2 separate regions of the Mus musculus genome follow, and region 2 is linked to region 1. Evidence: chromatin contacts called from ENCODE POLR2A ChIA-PET data. All regions are on one chromosome and are shown on one strand. The core of a region is the stretch at or near the end of the contact, and the rest is flanking DNA. Distances in the headings are between cores, read along the strand shown. Region 1 holds the start of Zfp36l1 (zinc finger protein 36, C3H type-like 1). Region 2 holds the start of Rad51b (RAD51 paralog B).

Region 1 (6,923 bases), core at 2,098-4,597:
TGTGGCTGGAGCTGGAGCTGCTCAGATAGCCCTCGTGGTCCGAGAGAGAATCCTGAGGGCTGGGGGGAGAGTCAAACATGTGAGGGGATTCGGACATGGGCCGGAAGAGGAAAGTGGTGGGGGAGCCTCCCCCAGGCAGCCCCATGCTAGGAGCAAAGAGGCTCGCCAGCTCCTGGCTGGAAAAGGCGAAGGGGTTATTGGTGCCATCGGGCAGAGTAGGTGAGCCCAAGAGGTCATCGGCGCTCAGGATAGGGGGTGGGGTGATGGATGTGGGGCTGTCCAGCAGCCCCGTGGCAGCGGCGGTGGCAGCGGCACTGGGAAACCCAGCAAAGCTAAAGCTATGCTGGAGGCGGGGACGGTCAGCGGAGAGGTCTCGGCCCCCCGCCAGGGCGCGTCGCTCCTCGGCGTTATGAATGAAGTGGCAGCGGGGCCCGTACGGGCAAAAGCCGATGGTGTGGAAGGTGCGGCACAGCTCCGTCTTGTACTTGGGGTGGCGGGTCAGGCTGCGGAGCTCGTGGATGCCATGCGCGAACTGGCACTTGTCCCCGTACTTACAGGCACCGTTTTCTTCGAAGGGACGGCACAGCTCCGTCTTGTAGCGGCTGGAGTTGACCTGGCCGCTCCCAGGCTGCTTCTGGGTGGGCAGCAGCCGCTCGCCCCCTTCGGAGAAAGAGCGGTCTCGAAAGCGGCTGTCGCGTGAGCTCAGGGACGGGGCCGGCTCACCCTTAAGGCTGCTGAGAAGCTGGTTCTGATGGAACTTGGAGCTGGGCAGAGTGACCGAGTGCCTGCGAGGGAAGCCCCCGCCAGCAGGGGTGCCCACTGCCTTCCTGTCCAGCAGGCAGCCCCCAGCGCTGGGAGTGCTGTAGTTGAGCATCTTGTTACCCTGGGAGGGGAGGGAAAGAAAGGGACGGATGAGTGACTGAGGACATCCACGAGGCCAGGGCATGGTGTCCACAAAGGACAGCACCTCTCCATCTGATAGGCCAGTCTCTCTAAAAGGAGCCACCTGGATTTATTTTGGCACTGCTCATAAGAAACCGCAAAATCCTGCCGTGTGTGGAAGAAAAAGTTATGTATTCATCCCGCCCCGTGCTGACCCGATATGTAGCTTCCTCCTGTCCCTAAAGCTAATTTTCCCCCCTCTAAAATCCGGGCCCCGTTTATACATTCCTCAACTCAGAGAGCCTTTCACACAAGACAGTCCCTTTTCATTTCCCTCCCCCTAAAAGAATCAGGTAAACCTAGTTTAGAAGTTTGGAAGGATGAGCCAAATCCTCTCTCAATCAGTCCCTGCTTACCCGCCCCCCCCCCCCCGCCACCCCCACCCCCACAAAATCTGGCCCCACACTCTCCACCATTTCCTCTTCCACAAGTGTGCCCTTCCTTTGGCAACAGGTTTTCAAACTGTGCTTTTTCCTTGCTTGTGGAAGGGCCTAGTCTGGGATGTGGGTAGAGGGATATAGTGTCTGAAAACACAAGGTTCGGGAAGGGTAGGTATCCCACACCCTGGGAGGGATTTTCTCCCAGCATTCTCCACCCCCTTCACTAGGAAGATGCCTTTGCACTTGGTTTCCTGGCTGCGAGAGAGCTCTGGATAAGAGCACCAGTGTTTAATCTTGAACCAAAGCTGCAGACGAGAAGGAAAGCACCAGCACGCTCACACTCCCCGACTCAGTCAATTGGGGGCGGGGGTGTGTGAGTGAGCAAGGACAGAGGCTGCCACAAGCCCTAGTCACCTGCCCAAACTACCTAAGATTTAGAAAAGAGTGGGGGTGGGAGACTTGAAAGTTATCTCCAGGCCCCTGACACATGTGGGTGTGTGTCATTGTGCAAATTCTAAAGTTAGTCCCTTAGGATCCGCAGCAGGGGATCGGGAATCGGTAACCCTGTAACCGCAACCACCCCACCGAGCGGATTACAGGAACCCAGAGGAGAGCCGCTTCCAACAATGAGGTTCATTTAAAAAGTCCTGCGGGGGGAGGGGGCAAAAGAAAGAGAAATAGATCAAAGAGCGGGGCAGCGGGGCCCAGGATGGAGTTGGCTAGCTCAGGCTGCCGCCAGGGCAAACAGACTTGGAAAAACGCAGGGAGGGAAAGAAGCCGAAAATGCAAAGTTTTTGATGTTGCTCTTCAACTCCAGCACGGCCCTGCACCCCAACCCTGCAGCCCCGGGGCCTTGGCAGCTGCACCGACAGGAGCAGCGAGCTAGGAAGAGAGCAACATGACCCGACGTGTTTAAGGGAAGGCAAAAACAGTTCAGCAATTAAAAGTAGCCTAGCAGCTTCATCCTTTCAAATTGGGGGGTTGGGGGAAGTAGAGCGGGCAAAAAATTAACAACATTCACGGAGTTATTTCAATCGCACTCCTGGAACATTACGGTTTTAAAAGTTTTTTTCTGTTTTGTTTTTCAAAAACCTGACTGGCAAACTGCCCCATTTTGGCCCTCTTAAATCCTAACTGGCGGGAACTTGAGGTCTGGCAGCATTTTGTTCCCCTATTCCTTAGTCAACGAACCGTAGTGCCTCACAACCCAGGTAAGCAAACAGTTTCAGCCCCAAGTTTGCAGCACGATCGACCAGCTCCCGCAGCGGGAACCTAGCCCAGCTGGGGCGGACAAACTCCACTACAAAGTCGCTTTGCCTACATCTTTTTGAACCTTAAGTCGGCCTCTTTCTTCGTCGCATTATCTCTTAGCTCCCCAAAACAGACAGGAAAATTCTCCCAGTCAGATACCGCCCTGAGACCTCGCTTTTCCTAGAGACCCCTAGCAAAAGGTGTTGGGTAACCTCGAACATCTCCAGCGGGTACAGGAAACCCAAGGCGCACACTGCGAAGCCGAGCCCACCCGCTTAGCCCAGCTCCGGAGGTGCACCATGCAGAAAAGAATCCTTCAAAATTCGTCCCAAACCTAACCACTCTTCCGCACCTCCTTGCCCCGCAAACTGGAGCAGTCGCCCAGAACTTTGCTCCCCGGATTCACAGAACCCCACCTGGGACCTGAAACTTAAGTGCGAGGAGGACATAAACAAATTCCTTCACCATGGAGGGAAACGCAAGCAGTGAAACTCCTTCACGTCCCCGAGACCCAAACTTTTTAGAGTTTCTTGGAGCACAAGAGAAACTTTCAAAAAGCCAACGCTCCGCCCTGCTTTACCTTGCATAAAACTTCGCTCAAGTCAAAAATGGTGGCGGACACGAGGGTGGTGGTCATCGTGGGCGTTCGCACGGGGCAAGGACTAGGATCTGGTGTGTCGTGAAGGTCCCGGTGCGGGGAAGGCGCAGCCTCCGGCTCTCCGGTCAGGAGTCCCACACGCCTGCTCCCGGCGCCCCTCGCCTTTCTGACTCTCCCGGGCTGCGGCGCGCAAAGCCCAATTTATAAGATTTGGTGGGTTGGGGGGGGTGGAAGGAGGAGCTTTAAACGTATTTAAATGAAGAAGAGGAGGCGGAAAAAAAGTTGATTGACACTGAGGTTGAATCAGCCATGCGGTCAAGAGGGAGGGAGGGGTAAAGGGGGAGGAAAGAAACTTTCAAAAGGAAGAAGGGGGAGGGAGACGAGGAAAGAAGGCGGAAAAAAAAAAAAAAAAAAAGCACTCGGAGCGGCGCAAAACTTTTTTTTCTTAAAGAGGAAAAGTTTCGAGTCCGCGGGCTCCGGGGGCGCCCCTCCCCTGGGCCGAGCCCGGCAGAGGGGGAGGGGCGCCCACCCTTTGTCAACCTCGCTGCTCGGCTCTGTGACATCACTCATTCCACCCCCTTCGGAGTTCGAGTTGTTGTGTTTGTTGGTTTTTTTTTTTAAGAGTTGGAAGGCGGGCTCGACTCTCCTCTCTCTCTCTCTCTCTCTCTCTCTCTCTCTCTCTCTCTCTCTCTCTCCCCCCCCTCCTCCCTCCCTCTCCCCCCTGTCTTTTTTTTTTTTTTTTTTCTTCCTAGCAGGCGCTGGAGCTGGTCTTGAGCGGGCCAGGGCTGCGGTTTCCATCTTGAGCTAGTGTCCCTTGAAACTTCTCCAAGTGCCCGCACGACTTACCTTCCCCTGACTTCCCTGTCCACACCCGGCTGCCCATCGCAAAATGAGCTGGGCGAGGAGTTTAGGAATGCGGAGCACCCCAAATGTTCGAGTCAAGAGTTTTATGTTTGTTGTTTCCCATCAGTGAGCAAAAGAAGTAGGGATGACCAGAGAAAACTTTTTCTCCAGGAGAGCCTAGGCTGGAGGGGGCGAGAGCAGTAAGATTTTGCGCGCAGCGCGGGGTCCACGCGTGCTGGGCCGGCAGCCTGCGTTTTCCCGGTATGGTGGGGGCACCACTGCCTGGGCAGAATTCTTTCAGACCTAGATGGGGCGCTTTGTTCACATAACCGATCTTTAAACTTGCTACAGCAGAAAAGTCCAGACTTTCAAGGGCACCCCCTGAAAATAAAAGAGCAACAAGTCACTTTCCACGCGCGCTTTGAATTCGGGCTGCCTCCTCCACACATCCCCGAATGTTAAAAACAAGGGGGGAAAAAGTTACTTTGGTAAGAAGGAAGGTAGAGGTGGGGGAAGCGACACTTCTTGCTGCTCTCCCGCCCCCACGCGAACGGAACATATGGCTTGTCACTATGCCCGGTTTGGGGGTACCAAGCAATAAGACCCACGGAACTCAGTGGCCTTCAATGAATTACACCGCCCTTTAAAACCACGAACTATGTGTTTATTTACTATTAGGTCTGGCTGCCTCCCACCCGCACCGGCTCGCGTGCTGCAGTGGAGACCCGGGCGGAAATCGCGGGCCGCACCGCCCAGGCCTCGCACGTTTCTTCCCAGCATTCGAGGCCGCCGGGTCTGTTATGAAACCCGGTGCTCCGAGTGGCTACCAGCGAGTTCCATTGCGATGTAATTAGGTCACCCCATTACGAGTACGTTTCTCTGGAAAGGACGGAGCGGGCGGAGCAGAGCGTTCGAGGCGCACCACCCCTTACACACACGCACACTTTAAGAAAAAAAAAAAAAACAAAACTTTTATTTATCGCCAGCCTCTGGGCAAACCCAGGGAAACCTTCCAAATCACAACTGTTTTAGAAACAATTTTTTTTCTTTCAACTTTGCGAAACACGACTTTTACTGCAGCCCACGAACCTAACGTTAATTCCCCGCGGGGTCTCTGCTTGACTCCTCTCCAGTGACTTGAGTTGATGCCCCCCCCCCCCATTTTTTAACACGGCTGCTGCCCCGGGTTTTGCTGCTGCTGCTGTGCCTTCCCTCCCCCGCTCTCATTTTTCATCTTTTCTTGAAATCTGGCAAGCGCCAGGAAGGGAAATAACTTCCATCCACCTTAATTTAAATCATTCGGGTGTGTAGGTTTCTTTTTAAAGGGATGTTTGCTCCTTCCCCTCCCCAGCTCCAGGGGGGGGTTGGTGTGTGTGCCGCGGATTTCGTGCAGTTTCTCGATGATGAGGTAATGAGTTCCAGATTTCAGGACAGAGCAGGGTGCGTTAAAACCCACAAGGTTAGACGGAGTCCTGATGTGAAGTTATTTCGGCTTTTCAGTCCGCATCACCCTCCGGGCTGCTCTAAACTCCCGAGTGTTTGCGAAGCTCAGCTGCAGGGGGGAACCCTGGCCGGGGAGGGGCGACCTCGCTGGGTGGTGCTGTCCCTGAGGCGACCGAGCGGTCTTGGACACCCCGAGCTGCTTAAATAATTTTGTTGTTTTTTTTTTTTTTCTCAAAAGGGGGGGTGTGATTCCTCGAATTTCCTACGCCTTCCCAGATCCCCCGGGCCGCCCCTCCCCCGCTCCCCGAGGCGCGGGCTCCGCGGGCGGCGCGCTCCCGGCTTGTTTACCCGCCCGCCCAGGTTTGTCCCTGATCCCACAGCCGTCTCTATAATTAAACTCTTTTTTTTTCGTTCTAATTGTCGGGTTGCGACGTCATTTAGGGGACTTTCCGGGGAGGGGGGGCAGCGCTCCTTAACCCTTCGCTAACCCTGCGTCCGGGACAGGCGGCCGCCAGCGCGCGGGCCTGTGATCCGCAGGTGGCCGCAGGTACCCGGCCCAGCCGCGAAGCTCACGGGACTCAAGCCTAGGCCTCCCGAGCGTCCGGAGCTTGCACAGGCCGCCGTCTCCACCTGCGTAGCCGCTTCCGGCCAGGGGGTGGGGGGGAAGCGCCGCTCTGCCGCCGACTTCCGGTTCGCGCGTCCTCCGCTACGCAGGTATTCGGGGTGGGGGGCGGGGCCGCGAGGTTGGGCGACTCGGGAAAGTGAAAGTCCTCGGGAGGCCCGGAGACGCGGAGACGACGGTGTGCGTCCGCCAAAGCCGAGCCGAAGCAGTCGACCTTGTTGAGGGGGAAGCTTGCGGCGCGGGGTCGCCCGCATCCCCCCTCCCCCCAGACGGCGGAACCGGTCAATGGCGCCAGGCGACGCCTCAGAGCGCCTAGAGGGGTTGCGTTTCCTCCTAGGCTCCTGGTCATTTGCGAAATCTCCCAAAGGCTTCGGATTGAAATCTGACCCTTCCCGGTCCTTTGCTACCTGAGCCCTGAGGGTGGCCTCGATTTCCCTGGGTTAAAGGTAAAAAGAGAATTGGCTGATTGAAGCCCTGAAGCTACCTGGGTTACCTGTCAGGATTGTTGACGCCAGGCACAGTGATTCAGACCCTCTAAGGATGAACCCAGGGCACTGGCGTTGAGCAGTTCGGGATTCGAGTATTGGTTCTGTCTTCTAGCTGTGATTTGTTTTTATTTATTATTGACACAAGGTCTTGCTAAGTTGCCTAGGCTGGCCTCAAACTTGTGTATTCAAGTGAGCCAGGGAAGTGGGTTAGGATGTGGCACGGGAACCTGTTGTGTAACTTTTCGGAATATTCTGATGATTGCCACGAGTGTTTCTACAAACAGTAGATGCAGGGGTCACCGAATAGAGGTAGGAACCTGTCTCCCGTGTGTCCAAGACCTAAGCCCCTCAGAGTA
Region 2 (6,923 bases), core at 2,911-5,410, 820 kb before region 1:
GAGGGGAAAGGTCAGTCATTCAGTGCAAGGGACTTCATGTTTGTAATGCAAGATCCTCACTCAGTAGCAAAGCCTCGATCTCCCCCTCCCTTTGAAGATGCTACGGAATCTCTTCTACTTTGCTTCATTTTTGTTCTCTTTTCCCCTCTTCAGTTCTGACTCTTACTTATCCTAGGTTTCATTATTTTACAATTTTGCTTCTCTTACTTGTTATTTCTGCTAGTCTTTCTGTAATTTCTCTTTGCTAGACAACCACCTAAAACTCTGTCTAAAAGATACATTTAGGCTGGGCAGTGGTGGTGCACACCTTTGATCCCAGGGCTCAGGAGGCAGGGGCAGGTGGATCTCTGTAAGTTCAAGGCCAGCCTGGTCTACAGAGTAAGTTTCAGAACAGCCAGGGCTACACAGAGAACCCTTGTCTCAAAAACAACAACAATAACAACAACATCACAACAGAAAAATTACATTTAGAACAACAACTTCTGGTGTTTTTGGACAGTTGTGGACAGCATCACTCCAAATGATATTATAAACCAAGCCACCAGGGCAAATTAATGAGCAAATAATTTCCACAGTCTACACCAAGAAAGACAACAACTAACCACCAAATAAAGGAAGTAACAGAAAGAAGGAAGATCTCTGAGCTCCTTATAGTTCTTTTCAGTCCTGGCCTCAGGGAAAAATTTAAATGTAAACCCACGCACCTTTTCTGGGGCCAGCCATTTTTCTAATACAAGAAGCCAGAGCCAGGCTAATCTCTGAGGGTTGATGTCTGGCCCACATCTAAAAAGAAAGAAAGAAAGACTGATTTAGTAAAATACGAGTCTTAGCCCACCCTTTCCCCTTTGTGATTCATGATTTATGGTTCAGTTTTCAGTCAGCCCACTTTAGAGCTGAACTGGTAAGTCCTAGTGAGAAACTCTCAGTTGTAAGTAACAGTTCAACAAAACAGAGCCCCATAACTTCCAGCTTGCATTAATGCCTGCACCTTATCCAACTGTATCTTAGCTTTGTAGCTGCAGTGCTGCTATGCTGGCTGGCTATGCTATAGAATTCCCGGGCTCAGGCAATCTTCCTGTTTCATCTTTCAGAGTGTCTGGAGCTGCAGACATAGCCTCCCCACACCTGACTTAGTTTTATTTTTAAGTATATTCCTACAGAGAAAATCACAGTAATGAAGGTTATCTGAAACACACACACACACACTGTCCTTCACTGTTTTGAGATAGGGTTTCACACTGTAGTCCAGGATGGCCCTGAACTCATGGCCAGCCTCCTGCCTCAGTTGAGATGCATGGGTTAAATTTCCATACTCAGCTCCTAAGTGTACTTTTGAACACAGAAAATGAATCAAATATAAAAGAATAAAGGGAGTTCATAGCGATTCACTTATAACTATTTAGTTATAGGAATTCATAAGCCTTACTTTAAGTCAGTAGTTTGGGCAGTAGTACACACCTTAAAGAACTTAATATAAGATCTAGGATGGAGAACTGTGGTTCTCATGAGGCAAGAAGGGGTCATAGTGCAAACATACAGTAGAGTAGCAAGGAGTGAGAGGACTCATGTGTAGTGTGCAGAACTTCTGTATCTTTATTACAGTGGGCGTATATCAACCCCTGAATGGATAAAACTGCATAGTTTTTTTTTTTTATAGTAATGCACTTTTCCTGGTTTTGCTGCTTTAGCACACACAGCTGGAATGAGATGTCACAACTGGGGAAGCTGGAAAAAGCTTGTGCCAACTCTATTGTACTTCAGCCTTTTGTGGGTCTATGATTATTTCACAATAAAACATTTTAAGTCAATGCATTTTCAACTCTTTGTCAGAGCAACACCATCATCAGTCTCGTAAGCAAGAGGAATGAACAGGGTTTGTCTTTTGGAGACAAAATGCAGTTAAGCCATCTTCTATGGATAATAAACAAGAAATGATATTCAGGATCCTTTTGGTAGTCAGGCTTAAACTCAGCTGCAGAGCATAATTCATGGCCATTGGAGTACATTAGATGTAAAATACATTACACAGATAAAACATCAGAATATTGAAATGTGTTCCCCGTCTGCTAACTTTTTAAGATAGTAGCTGACTGGGGGGCCATAAAGACTAGAGTACAGCCGGGCGTGGTGGTGTACACCTTTAATCCCAGCATTCGGGAGTCAGAGGCAGGTGGATTTCGAGGCCAGCCTGGTCTACAAAGTGAGTTCCAGGACAGCCAGGGCTATACAGAGAAACCCTGTCTCGAAAACCTACACACACACACACACACACACACACACACACACAGACTAGAGTACAAACACTGAACCACTATCTTCCTCTCTTAGATCCTGGTAGGAGCGGGGATCGCTTACCTTAGCAGAATGGGACACTGCACCAGCGCCTGTAGTATGTCCTCCACCTTTTGGGGGATCTCTCCTTGTCCCCGGTGTAGTTGAGGTACACATGCTTGTGCCAACTCCCAGTCTCCCCTCCGCAGGCACTCACAGAAAAACTCAAAAAGTTCCTCCTCTGTAGCGGTTTCCTCTTTCCCAAATGGGTAACTCATTTTCCCAGCACAGAGTGCAGGTAGATAGAAAATAGAGGCGTTACGCGAAATACATTCTCAATTTTCTCATCCGTGAAGTACCCCCTAGAAACACCACACGAGCTGAGAAGAAACGAAACTTTAGATGAACCACCAGCTGCTGGCCCGAAAAGAAACGGCAGAACTTACTTTTCTAATGACTGTTTTGGGTTTAATTTGACCTGTTACTATCTCTTTTTGAGAGCCGTCTCTTTCTCTAAGGGGTGTACCTCATCTTCTACCGCAGACCTCACATATAACAATCTTAATATTTTTGCTAGCCTGGGGTGCAGACACATACATTTACTTCCGCATTCCCTCCTGAACATTTTGTCAGGCTACAAATCTCTAGGTTGGTGGATGCCTTGGTAAGGATGAAAACTCCCTTGGTTAGAGCCTTCTGTTAAGACAGAGGCTAAAGATTAGGGGATCAATCTGGGACTGAACTGTGGAGCCGGGAGGCTGGGGGACAGGGATGCTCCCCCTAGCGGGGTCGTGGACAGCACCCTCGCAATCTTCCCTGCGCCTTACACTCACCTGCTCCGGGAGTCGAATGCATTTTCCCGTCCAGAGCAGCCATGTTTGATCCCGGTCAGGTGACAAGTCCCATTGCGAAGAGTGGTGGAACGGGCGGCGATGACGAAAGAGAGCGCCACTCTTATTGGCTCAGGAGAAGCAAGATGCAAATCAAGTGCCGTGTTTGTTTGAATCACGTGATGCCACCTGATTGCTACGGGGACTCTAAGGAAGAGTTAGATCCGCTAGCTACAGGACTGAGGACTCTCCCTAATTATGATTGCTCCTTCTCGCAACATCCACAGTTATTCATTTCGGGGGAGCTGGGGCCAGGAATATCTGTGTTCCACGCTCCGTACCCGCCACTGTTTTGTTTTGTTTTTGATGTCAACATTTTCTCCGTGCCAACCAGTGATAGATGATAGGTTAGCCACAGGAATTCTGGATCTTCCTGTATCATTATTCTATCTAATTCTATCGTGTGTATATCATATATAATTATATATCCATCGAAAGACTGAGGTCGGTACAAAGGAGTTGCAAACGAAAACAAAGAGTGAGCAAAGGCTTTTCACAAATCATGTAATCAAGTCAGTTCTTAAGTTTATTAGTTTTTCTTAACGCAGCTGTTTTAAATACGAAACCTACTTGACTTCTTTTATTTTTTCAACTAAACTGAGTGGTTCTTTTTCAATGTATTTTAGTTTGAGACGCTTTAGTTAGTATTTCCCGGACATTTTCACCATCTAAATGTGTTGAACAGTGCAAAGGAAACACAAAACTCTCATCCCAAAACGGGAATAGGGCATATTGCCCACCCTTTTTCCAACCCCTCAGCCCCCCAAAAGAACCTTCTCTGGCCCAGGAAATAACTTTAAAATGCGATTCACTGAGGAAAAGAATTTCCAGTCAGGGTTTTCCCTCCTCTACATTCGTCTTGAAAGGTTCCGCTCCTCGATTTAAGCAATCACTACAAAGGAAAAATTTAATTAGATTAACCTTCGAGACTGAACTACAATTCCCAAAATACAGCTGGGCTAACCCGAGATTTTCCTGCTTCTGATTGGATAAGTCGCCAGAGTACCAACCAACCAGAGCCCCAGATGTTGCTGCTCGCACTTTTCGCGGGTAATTGTGTGAGGGTGGGGGAAACTTTGAAAGTTCCACGCTGCTGACCTGGTACTGGAGTTTTCTGAGGGGGCAGTTGTGGGGAGGAAGGTGTGTTCATTATCTTGTGCTCCCTCTTGGAGCCTGTGGCTGTTGATACCGGGGTCGCGGAGAGTCCTGCGTGTTGAGCACGTACTCTGTAACGGGGCTCGTCCCTGGAACCCGGACGGGGTCCTGGAGCTTCCGACTTCCTCTAGGGAGGCGAGTGATGCTTGTAAGGTGCTCTGTTTTATTAGGAAGTTTTGCGTCAGGTTTTCTAACTCTTGATACTTCTTCCTCCGCTCTTGGGCAAATTAGGCATCCGGGCAAGTTTAGGGACTGTCAAACTTGTGGTGTTAAGAGCGCGGAATCTGGAGTCAGATCTCTGGATTCGAATGTTGGCTCGATCCCTTGGCTAGTTCGTGTGTTTATTAAAAACATCCGAAGCATTTAAAACTAGTGTCTGGCGCATAATAATGGCCCAATAAATAAATTAACCCCTCAGCCTCCTCAAAATAGCTGGGTTTTGTTGCTTCACTATTTTTATTGAGCGCCTAACAGAAATTCAGTCTGAGATGCTGTCTCCTCTGTCTCGTACGCGCTTACGCACACATCAGGAAGAAAGAAAAGCATACACTATAATAACGCACAGATCAGATTAAGGAAGAAATAAGTGCAAAGTGTGGAGATAGCACTCGAGAGGAAGTGACTGGTTGGCGAAGGGTTTGTGTGGAGAAATATGTGTTTGAGTAACCTAACCTAACGTTGTGGATAGTCACGTTAGAAGAATCACATGTCTATAATGAGTGCCTACCTTGAGCGTTATGCACCAGCTCTGGAGTAGAAATTAGAATCACCGTTGTTTTACACATGAGGACAACTTTGCTCGAAAGACAAGAGCTAAGTAAGAGATGCCCTTTTCAAGTTGAAAAAAAATATGATTGATCATAAAAGTTTGGAAGTTGTCATATGATGGTCCCATGAAGCATTTTAAGCAATGAAACTAACTTTTAAGGGAACTACTTTTAGTAGGATTGTGACATGCAACCTAATTTTTTTCAGACCAATTCGAGACTTCTCCCTGTCTATCTCAGTAGCACGTGCACATAGCAACTACAATACCTGTCACATAAATGTAGTTACTTGAATATATGTCTCTTCATTCTTCAATTGTAAGTATGCAAAAGGGAGGACATAAGCTTAGCATAGCATGTGCTTAATATTGGTGAAAGAAACAAATGAATAGAGAATGTTATATTTGGAGAGTTTATATTATATTTGGGAGAGTAGGGAAAAAACTTGAAGCCATAAGCAGAATCGAGGGCAAGTAGTGAGAGTGGTACTGTTAAATCAGAGTGATTATTGCTAAGGTCTTTGTAATTTGGGGTTGTAGGTGTTTTTTGTTTTTGTTGTTTGAGGGTCTGAATTTATTCGTTATATGATGTTATTGCCTGGAACTACCTTATCTGAGAAGCAGTAGGCAATAGAGTAGCGTATAAATGTTGGTAAATTTTCTCTTAAGGAAACAAATTATCCTTACAAAATTCCAACTGAAAGAAATAAAGAGAATGTATCTTGGTTTTGTGTGGAGAGAGGGAAGTAGAAGATGGGGGATGAAGAGAGAGAGGAGGGTTATTTATTGGGCTATATATAGTGTTGGTAGTAGGAATCTTAATTCTTGTGTGTAGTTTTGTTCTTTTGTGTATAGTTATTGATTATTACTTTATTCCATGGAATAATGAGTTCCTATTATTTCTGGAGGATATTTTGCCATTTCGATGAGACACACAGCCTCTTCTTTGCATGCAATATTACAGAGATTACAACAGTTCTAACTCCCTGAAGACAAATACTTCATGAGTCTCATTAGCTATCTAAGCTATAGGAAGAGCAGAATTTAATTCTACATGGAACAGTAAGAAGCTAGTATAATGAAGAATTTTATTGATATCACTTGATTGAAATTTGTTCTGACTCTTTAGAAAAAGCAAGGGTGAAATAAGATTTGTGATTCTACAGTAGTAATGGGTAAGAGGATAGGTCTCAGGACAAACTGCCTAATGAAACCCTAAATCTGTTATTTATTTATTTTCTGATGACAGTGGGATAACTGACATTTACACATTAGCTTTCTCATATGTAAAAAAGAACATTTTATTTTTATTATAGTCTGTCAAGAATATTAAATATAAGGTTTTGGAGCATGGTTGATATTTAGCAGATGTCTGTTCATTCTTGATCAGTATAGAGTTGCCACTTGGAAATGCATCTTGAAGATTACATAACCAGACAAAATTTGTTAGTAACACTCAGTGTCTTAAGATGTTATAAGTGACGGCTAGTCGTGGTAATCAACTTGATACTTGACCCTCAGGAGAAGAGGGATTGTCTCCATCGGATGGGCCTGTGAGCATATCTGTGGGGACGTTTTCTTGACTGCTAGTTGATGGAAAAGGGCTTGGCTCAGTGTCAGTGGTCCTTCTTATGGTGAGCAAGCTGGGGAAGCGTGCAGTAAGCAGTAGTCCTTTGTGGTCTCAGCTTCCTTTCTTTCTTTCTTTCTTTCTTTCTTTCTTTCTTTCTTTCTTTCTTTCTTCCTTCCTTCCTTCCTTTCTCTCTTTCTTTCTTTAGTTCGTTCGTTTGTTCATTCGTTCGTTTTTCGAGACAGGGTTTCTCTGTATAGCCCTGGCTGTCCTG

The links. ChIA-PET counts read pairs that join two places held with the same protein, here RNA polymerase II (POLR2A).
Region 2: POLR2A ChIA-PET joins it to region 1 with 10 read pairs in embryonic stem cell. The contact joins the promoter of Rad51b here to the promoter of Zfp36l1 in region 1. POLR2A ChIA-PET finds 5 or more read pairs at or near these places in 4 of 5 experiments (Patski and embryonic stem cell).

What each region holds. Positions count from the first base shown.
Region 1 is chr12:80,109,666-80,116,588 of GRCm38, forward strand. It overlaps Zfp36l1 (zinc finger protein 36, C3H type-like 1), which reads right to left and starts at 3,348. Exons shown (of 2, transcript NM_007564.5): 1 at 3,154-3,348; 2 at 1-883. The coding sequence starts at 3,210. Gm52006 reads right to left here. Exons shown (of 3, transcript XM_030247048.1): 2 at 5,946-6,514; 3 at 3,915-4,957. The coding sequence ends at 4,878.
Region 2 is chr12:79,293,122-79,300,044 of GRCm38, forward strand. It overlaps Rad51b (RAD51 paralog B), which reads left to right and starts at 4,161. Exons shown (of 11, transcript NM_009014.3): 1 at 4,161-4,211. Zfyve26 (zinc finger, FYVE domain containing 26) reads right to left here and starts at 3,161. Exons shown (of 42, transcript NM_001008550.1): 1 at 3,105-3,161; 2 at 2,356-2,651; 3 at 705-783. The coding sequence starts at 2,549.